Linked DNA regions of Mus musculus: region 1 is linked to region 2. The links are chromatin contacts, found by Hi-C in ENCODE. All regions are on one chromosome and are shown on one strand. Each heading gives the region's core, a stretch centred on a gene start or an enhancer-like site at or near the end of the contact. The rest is flanking DNA. Distances are from core to core; before and after follow the strand shown.

The links. Hi-C counts contacts between places; a loop is a spot of excess contacts on that map.
Region 1: a loop to region 2 is called in a map of T-helper 1 cell, with 10 times the contacts of the local background. The contact joins two enhancer-like sites. A Hi-C loop is called at or near these places in 2 of 37 maps with a recorded cell type or tissue (T-helper 1 cell and T-helper 17 cell).

What each region holds. Positions count from the first base shown.
Region 1 is chr14:67,665,840-67,673,082 of GRCm38, forward strand. No RefSeq gene overlaps it. Among named protein-coding and RNA genes, the nearest start is that of Cdca2, 46 kb to the right of the region's middle. Within about 2 kb of position 2,098, at least 1 of the 3 ENCODE cell types and tissues checked has a DNase peak (open chromatin) inside an H3K27ac peak, as active enhancers do.
Region 2 is chr14:63,204,880-63,211,250 of GRCm38, forward strand. The region is part of intron 2 of Gata4 (GATA binding protein 4); the gene reads right to left. Among named protein-coding and RNA genes, the nearest start is that of Neil2, 15 kb to the left of the region's middle. Within about 2 kb of position 2,257, at least 1 of the 3 ENCODE cell types and tissues checked has a DNase peak (open chromatin) inside an H3K27ac peak, as active enhancers do.

The DNA.
Region 1 (7,243 bases), core at 848-3,347, 4.5 Mb after region 2:
ATTTGGCTAAATTGGATGGCCACGGGGGTTGGGATCTTTCTGTCTGTCCCTTAGCACTGGGGTTGGGTTAGGGACATGTACCAGTGCCCAGTTTACATGATCTAAATTCAGGTTCTTATACTTTTGCGCTAGGTGCGTCACCAGCTGAAACATCTCTCATCCCCCTAAATTTTTAAGAAGATAAATCTCTAAGTGTCTTTCAAGAAGCTGTCAGAGAAAGGAGTGGCTTTCTCTCAAATTTGAGAGGCTAATTTCTTCTAGAAGTCTCTAGCTCTCTCAGAGTTTCCTGGTAGCAAGCTAGCACCCAGAGCAAGGAGCTGGAGAGACCCCCTTCCCTTTAATATGCCTCTCAACTCAAGGCAGATATGCCAACTCAAATCCTGTTGCACTCACTTCTTGGCAATTATTACTTAGCAAACATTTCTTTTGGCTCTTGCTGCCCTAAGCCCTCAGGACAGAACTATGCCAGCACCAGTTACACCTGGACCTCCCAACAGAAATGGCAACAGTGGCCCATAGCTCACAGATCGCTTCCTGGGCTTGGGGATCCTGCCCGACAGGATGTAGGGGTGACTGCTCAGCTTAATGACTCTGAGGACAGGGAGGGCTCCTGACGGCAACTCTGTTCTTCTGCCAATCTCTGGCAAGTACCTCCTAGCTTTTCTGTCCTTGACTAACACACACACACGACGACGTCTCCTGCCAAACTGCAGGTGGACACACTTAGGATAGCAAAGAGATTCAGGTGTTACCATTTCCTTGGCTGGGGAAGAATCTCGAGGCTAAGAGTTCTCAATAGACTGAAGAAAGGAACGGAGCACAAGGGCACATTACTGGATGTCAGCACCCTGGAGGCTGAAGATGGATTATGAGTTCAAGGCCAGCCTAGACTACATAGTAAGACCATGTTTCAAAAAGAGGAGGGAATAATAGTTTAGCCAGAGCTGGTACTCAATACCAGAATACACATATAACCTCCAGGGAATTTGATGAAGAAACTCTTAAGCGAGGAGCAGCTGTGCAGTGGTCGGCAGTACATACTAATGAGATTAGCAACTGCCTTGGGTCATGGTAGGATGGGGCTGAGATGCAGACAATCCTCTCTCCTCCTTCAATGAAGCAGAGGCAAATCAAATCCTAGGAGTCCTGGCGATGGAAACTCTTCAATGGACACTCTTGTTCACACCGGCAAGTCCGGCATACCGCAAAGTGCCCATCTACTCACATGTTTCCTCTCTCCCACCATTCCCACACCTAACCTTCCTCAGGTGTCACCTTTTGCATCGAAGGAAAACAGGCTGGAGAGGCAGGTGCACTCCTAATCCAGCCTTTATCCAGATGAACTCTGTGATCCGTGAGCAGGTCCCATGGCCTCTAAAGGTCTCAGCTGCCTGACCTGTAACATGGGGACAATGACACAACCACAAACAATGAAGGCACATGGGGGAAACGCCAGCTACCCTGACAGCACTGTAGACAAAGAGCAGCAGAACAGCCTTCTACTAACTCTCTGTCCAAAGGAAGTGGCCACCTGTAACACAGTGTGGGCTGACAAAGACAAGACAGGCATCTGTGTGGTTTTTATTATTTTTATATACTCTTTTGCAGTGCTAGGTCCATACCCAGGACCTCCTAGATGCTAGGAAAGACACTCTATCACAGAGCTGCATGCCCAGCTCAGCAACCACAAAGTATCATTAACATTCCCATGTTGCTGGTGACATCACTGAGACTTACAAACTGTGACCGCTGTTTTAAGCACTTTCCTCTCTTGAAACCATTTTTATTTTGAAGTGATTATATATCCAGTTGCAAAAATACTAGGAGTCCCCTCCCATTGATATTCACCCATCATTCAGGTGCACAGCTCAGAAATGGAGCTGGGCCCTCTAGGCTGAGTCAGGGACTAGCTGGAGCCACGGAAGGATTGTATTGGGATAAAGGGATATGGAGCAGAGCTCTGGGGAGGCTGTGCTAATCTGACTAGAGATTTATGAGACAGACAATTGAGATTTGCTGACATGCTCAGGAAAGCAACGCCCCACCCGGCTTTCACAGACACTTCCAACGGAGCTGGCCAGGTCCTTCATAGCCCAACAATCTGCTAAGTGGGCTCTGGACACTGTTGAGCTTCCAGTCGCCAGCTGGGTACTTGGTGATGAAAGGCTTTCTGGTCTGAGAGGCCCTCAGGTTCCTCAGCTCTTCAATACAGTCTTCGTTTCAGGCCACCATCTCTGCAGCCTTGGGAACTTGGAAGAAAAAGAGATCTCCCACATTTTTTTACTGCACTGTTTCATCATTAACTGACATCACACTGAGATCCAGTTCCCAAGAATGAGCAAACTCAATCCTCTTCCTCAATCATGGAGACTGCCTACAAGTCACCCTTGCTACCAAGGTCATGGGACTTGATACTTTCAGATGCGTGAATGTTCATTCTTTTCTGTTGGGCACAATACTCCAGGGCTCCCCAAGAAGGAAATTAAATATATTAAGCATCCACCCCTACCTTCTTTGTTTGTTCCCTTTGCTCCTTTAGTGCACACTTGGAGACCAAGTTTATATAGGAGAAGGGCATTTTAGTAGCTGCTGCAGGCTGACCTGTCCTAGGGTCTGCTGATATTCTCTGGCACCTGAGCAAGAGTAACAGCAAATACAGAAAATACTTGTATTCTATAAAAGGGGGAAAAAACAACCTTTACCCACTCAAACAAGACTCTTTACTGATGCAGGGGTAGGGATGAGGGAGCTCCCTGCACAGCGGCATGAAGGGAAAAGGTTAAATGGACTGCATAGTAATATATAAGGAGTTTCTTAGCTTCCTCGTGGGAATAGCTAACCACCTCTCAGAATGTTCCCCAAGAGGTAATCTATTATATTTTGTCCAATTTCTTCCTCCAAGAACTGAATCAATTCATGATGTAATGCCCAGGGGAGAACAATCTTTTGGAAACAGAGTATCTTTCTGGGGACAAGGTTGAAGAAAACATCTTAATATTGTTACAGCTTTTGGCCCTGGGGCCCCAGTTTGTCGCTGGTGAAAAGCAGAGTAGGAAAGGGTCAGGCAGGGGCATGTGACAGGGACACCACCCTCCTGTCCGAGTGCCCGTAGATGCCTAGGATAGTTTTTTTTTTCTTGGAGGAATAGAGGAGAACATTATCCACCAGGACACTTACCGAAGGGCCGCTGCATTGGGGCCACACGGGAGCTTGAAACGCTGAGACAGCTACTCACTCCTACTTGGCTCTAATATAAGCAGGGCTCCTTCTGGATCCTGTTGAGAGCCCACCCTCCAAAACATTCCATTAGAGTGTCAAATCATTCACCATCTAGTTAATGACAACAGATATACTTTTGGATCGTTTTTGAGACACTCAGGGCACTCAGCTGTAGCTATAGACTCAAAGGCCAATAATTAAATGTCCACAGTGTTCTAAGATCCCAACTTCCTTATGATCCTCCTACATGCTAGGTGCAGGCAGTAGCTGAAGGTAGTGAAGCCAGCCAGCTCCAATGGTTCCCAAGCTTTCTGGCCTGTTACTGCCTCAGTTGTCCCATCTCATTGTATACTTTGGGTAACACAGGACAGTTTCTTAGATGATGTCCTGTTATGTTTTAGTATAGTGTGGGCTGCAAAACAACATGAAAAGATTTTAAAGGGTTATTTATGAGGGGAAAGATGACAGTGGGATTGATTTAAATGGTTCTAATTTGACTAGAGGTCAATTGTTTTAAAATCCCCAAATAGTTTACTTAGATTAAAAAGGAACCCTACAGCTCTCAGAAGATTAAATAACAAGAGTTTGGATAAACAAACCAATTAGCCCCATGTCACTCAAGGATACTAAGAACTTTTTAAAGGGACGTTTTAAAGTTGGAATATAAATGTTTCACTCTGGGCATTTTGGGGGGTTCTTTCACCACCCTTTTGAATCTTGCAATCACATTTGTCTGAGCACAGAAAACCTAAACACCAAAGTTACAGATTTTGTCTCTCTGAAAGATACCAGTTGGGCTCCTCTGCAGGAATGCAGCTGGACTGGCAGTTCTCAGGGAGCTGCTGCTTTGCATGGAAGTGCATTGCTAGGCTGCAAGATGCAGGCAGAGACTCATCTGTAGTTAGCAGCTGATGATCAGAGGTTGCCTTCTTCCCCATTCACACAAACGTTGATAGTACTATGCAAAATACTTGGAATCCGAGTTTTCAGTTCCAAGGGAGCATCTGAAAGGTGGCTTGAAGTCCTTGCCCGACAGACTGCCTGGCATACAAATTTGTTTCCACTACGTCTTGGTTAAGACACAAACTGAGAACCTGTGGATGCTAAGTAACCATAAATCCCAAGTTATTACTGTGATTAATAATAAACGTACTTTGTCAGGGTCATGAAGCATAATGGCATATTACAAAATGAATTATCGACTATGTACAATACCTTTTCCCTGCGGAGGCAAAGGGGTACTTAATGGCAAGTGGGGGTGACTGGAGTCAGTACACAGGGCTGGAGGTTGCCTCATAAAGGAGCCATTGATGCTTCTTAGAGGGGATTCTTCGGTGGGGGGGAGGCGGGCATAGAAAGCTACGTCAAGGGACCTCTAGTGCATATTTGCTAGGTTTGATGGCCTTAGAATTCTCAGATTCTTAGTGGTCTCTAAATGTTTAAATACTTAAATTCAAGCATTTATCACTCTTTTGGGACCTCTCTGGAATTATTTACATTGGGAGTTAGTATTATCAGGCAGTTCATTCTTAAAAATATTAGCAAAAGTTGTCTAGTTAAAAGTACCACTACAAATGCAATTTTTTAAGACAAATCTCTAACATTTTAAGAAAAAAAAAAAGAGTTACCTGTAAGCTGTAAATATGTGCATTAAGTTTCCTCCATGGTATTTGCTTTGGCTGTGACCTCTCCTAATATTTAGTTGAACAAGGGCTAAAAATTGTCAAACCAAATTCTTGTCCTGGGAGCTGAACTCTGTTGCCAGTTTGAGAGAAACACTCGTCCAGGTTTAGGGAATCTGTTGTGTTTGTTTTGGCTATGACACAGGGCAGAACGGTTTCCATCCCATTCGAATGCATTCAAGAGAGTTTGAAATATTGCACAATAAAAGCCATTCATTATATCTGTCTCCTTTCCCTTCCAAAAACAAAAATGGCTGCCCAGTTCCAAATCGACACAGGGGGCAGGAAGAAGGAGGCAGAGGGTCACTGGAAACCACCCAAGACTAACACCAGGTTTTTCAGGTTTGAGTTGGGGAATATTCTTAAAATCTTCATTCTCAGTTTTTAAGTTTAAAACAAGAAAAGACAATACTGGCACGAACAACGAAAAATAGGCATGCTGTATCTGTTCAAATGTCAGGTAGAAAATCATACAACTTACCTTCTGAAAAGAAAACCACTCTCTCAGTTCCTGCTAGGAAATTTCAACTGCCTGATGTCAATTTCATACTGAAAAAATTATTTCAATACTTGAAGCAGACATTTGAAAGAACAGTTTTGTAAACACCCAAGGCGCCTTCAGTGAAGGAAATGACATTTAATTCTGTTTACCACCACACACTCAAGGTATCAGAAAACTGGAGATGCAGTGTGGTTGGAGATGATAGTGCCTCTCTCAAAGCAGAAATATCATAAAGCAGGAAAATTTAAAGGTGACTAAGGCCAAAAAAAAATGAGAAAATAACAAACAAGTCTAAGAGCTTCCTTGAGATCCCAGAGAGCAAAATCTCAGCTTTTGGAAATCAGATTTTTTCCTTTATCTAAACCTAAAATACCAGCTGCCTGTGGCTCTGCAGAGCATCCTTTCTTCACAATGCAAACAACTCACTCAATTTAAACATTCTGGACAAATGAGAAAGTAAAGAGACCTAAAAGAAGGTATTTTCAACTGGGCAGTGGGAATCTTAATGACAAAGTTCCAACCAGCCCTTATATAACACAAACTGTTTTTTCCTTAGGACTCTTATGTTCATTTTTTTCTTTTCATATATAGCATAATGCTTAAACATACCAAAACAGACACTTTCAGAAAAGACTTAAATCCCAATCCCTTACTTCTGTAATAAATTCTTAGGATGATAATCTTTAGGGTCTGACCTCAGTTGAAGACATAAGAAAAAAATGTCTATTTAGTGACAATAATTACTCATCTCCTCGCTTGAACAATTAGGTTATTGCTGAATCACTAAAAAAGAAAAGGATTAAAGAATGCCCAAAAGTGACATACTGGACATATTTGAAATTGTTAGGTCATGGCACTCTATGCTCAGTTTTATGTAAGGTCTTGCAATTTTCCAGTGAATTTAAGAGAGAATTCTGCTCTGTGTGTGTGTGTGTGTTTGTTTGAGTTTAATAACAACTTCACTTGATCTAAGACTTAAGTAGGATTTGCTGAGACCAAGATGTGACAGCAGATTTTAAAAGGTGTAAGAAGAGAAGTGTCTTTATATTTTTATTGTTTAATTCTGTACTAGTCTTCCACATTTATGCCTCACTAAGATGTACTCACTGGTTAAAACCTAACAGGGGTGGGGGGAATGCACAAGAAAAGCCTACAGGAGAAGAAATGAGAGGGTGTTTGTAAAGCATGTGCCTCTTAGGGACGGTCCCTCCGATCCTCCGAAGAAGCAGAGCAGCCTGACCTACAGAAGCTGGTCCCACCTGGAGGGCAGAAGGGAGCTGGGGAGGCCTTTATAAGCCTGCCCTACACCATTACTTTGTCTCTTGGAGAAAACAGAGCAGAGTCTTCAGAAACAATGCCCACACACAGTAGTTGCTGAATAAATGCTGGAACGCTGGAATGACTCGGTGCAGGGAAATTGGCCAGTTTAGTAAGAAACAGTTTTCAAATCTTAAGGTTACTTTTTAAGCATGGAATGACAGGTTTCATAGTAAACTAAACTCTAATACTTTATGAAAATAAATGAAACAAATTTATCTTTTGTTAAAAAAAAAGGCAAACCTATTTTTGAACTTTAATTTAAGACAATGTCTAAATAAAGCTAATTATCGTAAACGATGATCAGGGCCCTAAGGTCCTGATGCAAATGAACTCCAGTAAACTTTCACTGGGCTCAAACTTCCAGGGAAGCTGGCCTCCCACCCTTTCTCTGGATGCTTGTACTCCTGACTCATGGTCTCCAAAAGGGAGTGTACTCTGGGTATGATGAAGCACCCCCCCCCCCCAGACTGGTTAACCCTTTGCTTCAGCTAGCTTTTAGTCTATCCCCATAAGTAAACAG
Region 2 (6,371 bases), core at 1,007-3,506:
CAGTGGGTTCCACTCTCTGCCATCCAGGGCTGTTTAAGATAAGAGTCATCAGCTGCTCAGGTTCTAGGGGACCCTTTTGAGTTCATGTCTTGCCTCTAGACATCTTTATAGTATCCACCTAACCTACTCAGACTCTTTTCTTCATTTTCCTTTTCAAAAGTATGGCCATGTGATGATTTGATCATGAACTGTCCTCACAGCCTTCTGTTTTGGACACCTGGTCCCCAGCTGGTGGCTCTATTTTGGGAGGCTGTGGAACCCAGCTAGGAGGTGGAGCCCGGCTGGCAGAAGCTCAAGGTTACACTGGGACCCTTGCTCCTCATGTGCTCTCCCTGCTTTCTGGTCTGTGGTACTCTAAAACCTCCACAGTATACTGACAGCCCTACCCACTCCTCCATGATTCCTTTGCCACAGGGAACCAAATCCCTATGAAATCATAAGCTAGAATAACTCTGTTATCTGTTAAGCAATTTTTTTCCCTAGCTCTCGTGGTCCTAGTAATTGCAAAAGTAACTCATGCTGATTATTGTTCCTTTGGAGTGTGTGTGATGGAATGTAGAGGTATTTACACTGTAGGAGAATTAATACTGAAACATATAAAGAAAGTACAGGTCACTAGCAGAGTTGTGGGTGTGTCGTTTTATTCTGTCCTTTGTAAGACTTCCAGTGTTGACACATGTTTTTGCCTAGTTGAGGTCAAGCTGATATGGTCAAGCCTATCTTGCTTTGCTATGTTTGCTTACTGCCCTAATGTGTTACCACATTGGAAGTGTATTATAAACTCCTCCCATCACACTGTAATTGTCCATCATTGAAATGTTTCCTCACCTTTCGCTTCTGCTCTTCAATAGCTGCTTAATCCCTGCCTAGTTTCTGGCATTTGTTTTGTAAATATGGGTCTCTTTGTATGTAAATCTATGAGTTTCTGCTTATTACTCTGAATTCTATTCTAGAAGGAGATTGTCTAGGTCAGGGAGACTAGAGTTTTGTTTACATTCTTAAATGAGTCGTTCTTAGTTTTCCCACATGTGACAGTTAGCTTTAACTGTCAACTTGACACAGAACTATTGCGAACTGAATTACCTCAGAAGAGAGTCTCAATGAGAGTCTCAATGAGTCTACATGGGATTGGCTGTGAGCATGCATATGGAAGATTGTCTTAAGCTAATTGATGTGGAAAGACCCAGCCCAGTGTAGGCAGCACCATTCCCTATGCAAGGAGTCCTGAACTGTGCAAGAGTAGAGAAAAGGAATGCAAGCAAGCAAGCAAGCATGGATGCACACATTCTTTTCTCTCTGCTCTTGACGGTGGATGTGATGGGAACTGTTACCTCAAGCTCCTGCTCCTGGAACTCCCTACAGTGATGGGACTGTAACTTGGAATTGTAATGTAAAGTAAACCCCTTTCTCTCTTCTGTTTCTTTTTGTCAGGGTATTTTATCACAGCAACAGAAATGAAACTAGGATCCCATTGTAACCATATGCATGATCTGATATTATTGTTTGCCCTTTTCTTGGTATATGGAGCATATAATAAAGACACAGACCAAAATCCTTAGTGCCTTAGAGTCAATCAAATGTAAGTGTCAGCCCTCCACCAGAAGAAGGCTGTCACCCTCTGCCATCCTTCCATTCACTAAACCTTCCCCTTTATCTTCCATGTCTGCAGAATTCTACAACTGGCGGAGCCCACATGTCCCTTCTCATTGTCCAAGTGAGAGAGGTAGGGTTGGTTTTCTCATTCCCTTTGACCTATATTAAGCCTAGTTAAAAGCTTCCAGAATTCTCTCTGACTCATGCCATCTACTTTTTTTTTTTTTTTTTTGTCCCTAAGCATAGCCACCTTGGTCTCCATATTACCCCTTTCCTGATACCAAAGGCAATGCTGAGTTCTCCGGGAAAGCCAGTGGTACCCCTTAAAAGTGGACCCCTTAAAGGTCCTTCCCTCCTTTAGCCCCAGGTCTGGGGTTTGCCAGCTCTGCTGTTCAGTAATCCGTACTAAGAGAACGTTGGCTGGAAACGGATAGGGCACCCTCCTCATAACTCTGGGTACATAAACAGTCATTTACACCTGCAAACAGGTAGCAGTGTGTCTATGCCAAGCAAACAATATACAGGTGTGAGGGGCCGTTTGCTCAAGCCAGGGAGTTAAGTCAGCACAGAGGCTATTTTTACACCTGTGTCACACTGAAGGCCTTTCATCAAGGTCACCTGCCTCTAGAGGTGACTCTTGCCCATGGCCTGCTCTCTACTGGGCCACCACCAGCACCAGCACCAGCAGCTTGTCATCTGCAGCCTGTCAGCCTGGCTCTTTCCTCTCAAGCCCTCTCCTGAGAACAGTAGAAAGGTCAGGAGTTCCCAGAGCCAGAAGCCAGCAGGGCTGAGAGGGAGTTAGCAGTAGGCTTTTGTTCGCCATGAACACTAGATGGCACTACAGTCTCTAAATGTAACCAAGACCACAATGTTTCTCTAATAGGTTCAACTCCATACTCTCCCTTTAAAGATGCTCATGCCAGTTTCTTTCCCCCTCTGGTTCATTTCAACTCTAGGGTAAAAACCCCTTGTGATCCACTGCTGTTTGTGAGAAGGGAGATCCCGCTTTCCCGCGCTCCCTCACACTTTGCCCATTCCTGTACATGCATATCAAAGGAAATTAGCGGAGTCCATAGATGTGTCCTCTCTGGTGCCTACTCATCCATCCCTGCTCTGAGAACTCAACACAAAGGCTGACTTGAGGAACCCCCTGCGAGTGCACCTCAAAGACCAGGCAGTGCCTTCTAACAGTGGTTTTCCTACCCAGGTGAAGTCATTGGACATTGATGAATATGCATTCATCACCCAGACACATTTAGCAAACATCTGTGATTTAAACAAGCTGACAGATGCCACAGGAGCTAAGAGGGTGCCTAGGTCTCAGAATGCTAGTGGTCGGGGTTAACAGACTGGCCCTGAGAATCAATAGTGAGCGACAAGATGACTCATTCCATTTTCAGAACTGTCAACTGGCTGTGGACTTCGTGGCAGATACCGTTGGCCTAGGATAGGAATTGTGGAAGTCCCACCCAGATAGACCTGTTAGTGCCACTCAGCAGCCAAAGGAGGGGGCAGGGCAGGAAGCAAAGACCATGTTTCCTCAAGACGTCTAGCCAGGCATGCCTGTGTATGGAGTCCACCACAAAATCTTACTACCCAACCACTTCGGTGAAATGTTACATGGGTATTTTATTTTTTAAAAAAGACTTGTTTTGTGTGTATAAGCACTTTGCCTACATGAATGTATATGTACCATGTGTGTGCCTAGTACCTGCAAAGATGAAAAGGCATCAAACCCCCTGGAACTAGAGTTACTGATGGTTGGGAGCTACCGTGTGGATTCTGGGAACCGAACCCTGTTACTCTGCAAGAGCAACAAAGTGCTCTTACTCACTGTGATGTCTCTCCAGCCCCTATAGGGAAACCTCAAGTGATTAATACAAAGGCGATGTAATGGAGGTGCAAGATGCTGACTCTGACTTGCAAAATGAGAAACAGAACATGCAAGGTGCCCTGCAGCATGGTGGCAACAGAGGCGGCCAGAAAGCAGCTTTGCTGGGACTAATTGTGGGGGCTTCTCTTTTCAGGAAAGCGCTGCTCTATGACATCATAACTTCTTTTTAAAATTCTCATTTTGAAAGAGAAGAAATATGATTCCCAAGCAAGCACCACCTGGGTTGGGGGAGCTTTTTATGCTCTTATGTAGGACACAGAAATAAATCCCCCTTCCCTCTGAGCTGAGGAACTGGAAGAATGCAGCCCATCTCTGCTACTTAGTACTTACTCTGGGGGAGAATGGGTGCCCCAGCTACGATCCACAAGTCAGTACTTCTTACTCTTTACCCCATAAAGTGCAGGGTGTACCTTCCCAGAGGGCAAGTTGAGGGCTCAGCCGTGGCTCCAGCCTGTGACAGCCTGCCTAACACTCCCACCCCTCCCCAGTACAGGTTTGGTCCTCCCACTGGGGGGCGGGGCAGTGGGAATTGACCCTAGAGAGTGGGTCAGCATCTCCCTCTGAGATGAGATAGACTCTGAGAGGATAGTCTTGTAATAATAGCTGCAAAGCATTTTGCAAACAAGAGAGAAAATGTCCAACAATGGCTGTGGAGTGCTCTGTAAACACCCAGTGGGATACCGATGATGGATTATCCTGAGGTTGGGGCAGAGGGGCAGGGGGCAGGGAAGGCAAGGGACAGAGGAACTAGGGAGAAGTTGAGGACACACACGAAAGAGAAGACTTAGAAATCTGATGCTTTCTCTAGGCATAGATGAGGCCAGACTTAGAGTCATAGATATCCTAACTCCTTTGAAGCTGCAGGCTATGAACATTGGAAGCAAAAGTTAACAGTATATATGTAGGAATTCTCAAAGTTGCTGTTTGTAGGAAATGGGAAATTCTTTCCTAATCTCAGAGACAGGCACCTAACTCCTCCTTAACACCCTATGCCCTACTTTAAACATGTTTCTTTCAAATGGGAATACATTGCCACAGGATGGATATTCCTAGAAACTATGGCAAGTTACAGCCACCCACATGCCTGGAAGGAAAATGGGGCCCTGACTTCTTGAAGCTAATACAATTAAAGGTAGGGACTCAACCTACCCCTACCTGTCTATTCATCCTGTGGAACTCACCCATAAGGCTCGGCAAATCACAGGAAGCAAATGTGGACCGGAAGAAGGACAGGAGGAGGAGAAAAGGAGAGAGGAAGAGAAGAAAACCAGGTCATGCCAGCAGCACCCTTCTGGGCACCGTGAAGAGTAGGGTTTGTCTCTTGACCTTTGAGAAACAATCCCAAGTAGCTGATGCCGCATTGCCAATTTGCACTTTGAGGGTCACACAGGCCCTAACCTGCTGTGGGTGAGTCCTTCCATCTTTCATCTGTTGGTGGAGAACAGAGTCAGAGACAAAGCCCATGCTGGAGGGACATTAGCTCCATGCTCGGGTGTCTACTTGATGTGATCTCTTCTGGACGTCTGCAGCTCAAACCTTCACCTTCTGTCTGCTATATACTGACTGCCCCCCACCCCCACCCCCCGGGCAAGTGCTGAACACACAGGCTTGGGAGAAAAATTGGAGCAAAATCTCTTTCCAAAGGTGCATTGACCCAGCTGAGAACACACAGCTCAAAGCAAATAATTCTATTAAATATGGCAGACTGCCATGAATCTGGCCTTCAGTACCCTCTCTCCACTTCTGTTGTCCTACATCACTGTGCCATGTATTCAAAGAGGGGTGACACACCATGCAGTGATCATGTCCATGCCCAAGGTAGCTAGCTATCAGGAAAAGAGCCAGAAGGAGAAGAGAATCCAAAAAGGAGAATCTTTGTGTGGGAGGGGAACAGGGTAGACACAGCCTGAACTGAATGCAAGGGACTTTTCCCTGGGCTTGGGGGGGCTTCAGGAGTGGGAATTCCACAGCCCCACCCAAACATCCCATGCTGAACTCCAGTCTCACACACAGTCAAAGTTTAGTACATTGGATTTCCTGACAGGCCACACTCAGTCTATCCCTGTGGCTGGCGCCTGGATCTGGGGAATAGGAAACAAACAAACCCCAGGGTTTTTCTGGCAACAGCTGAGCAAGCTTTAGCCCTCTGGGCTTTCTCAGGCGGCAGCAGAAGCCTGTGACAGGAGGCTGGCTGGCCAGGAGGGCCACTGCTCCTATGGTGCTCAAATGGGATTAAAGCACCTATTTTAGAAACTCAGAGAGTGTGGATCATAAGTAGTTACACAGCTAGGCCTTGGGCATATACCCTGTGAAGGCCTCCTTAACCTCTACTTCTGTGCAGGGACGCTTTAATGCCAGTGTCCATGTGGGACAAGCCTCAGGCCTATAGGGACTCTAAAACGTGACTCAGGTTCTGAAACAGCATATATGGGCAAGGATGTTCTAGATGGAAAGGAGGGAAGAAGGGAGGGAGAGATAAAACATCATCCCAGTGAAGAGGACATGTGGTGGTTTGTATACGCTTGGCCCAGTGAGGGGCGCCATTAGGAGGTGTGGCCTTGTTGGAGGAAGTGTGCCGCTGTGGGGGTGGGCTTAGGGAGCTTCTTCCTAGCTGCCTAAGGATGCCAGTCTCCTCCTTGTGGCCTTCAGATCAAGATGTAGAACCCTTTGCTTCTCCTCTAGCACTGTGTGGGCCTGGACACTACCATGCTTCCTGCCATGATGTTAACAGACTGATCCTCTGAATGTGTAAGTCAGCCCCTATGAAATGTTGTCCTTTATAAGAGTTGCCTTGATCATGGTGTCTCATCATAGCAATGGAAATCCTAATTAAGACAGGAAGGAAAGAAAAGAGGGAAGGGGAGAGGGGGAATTAGACAGGAAA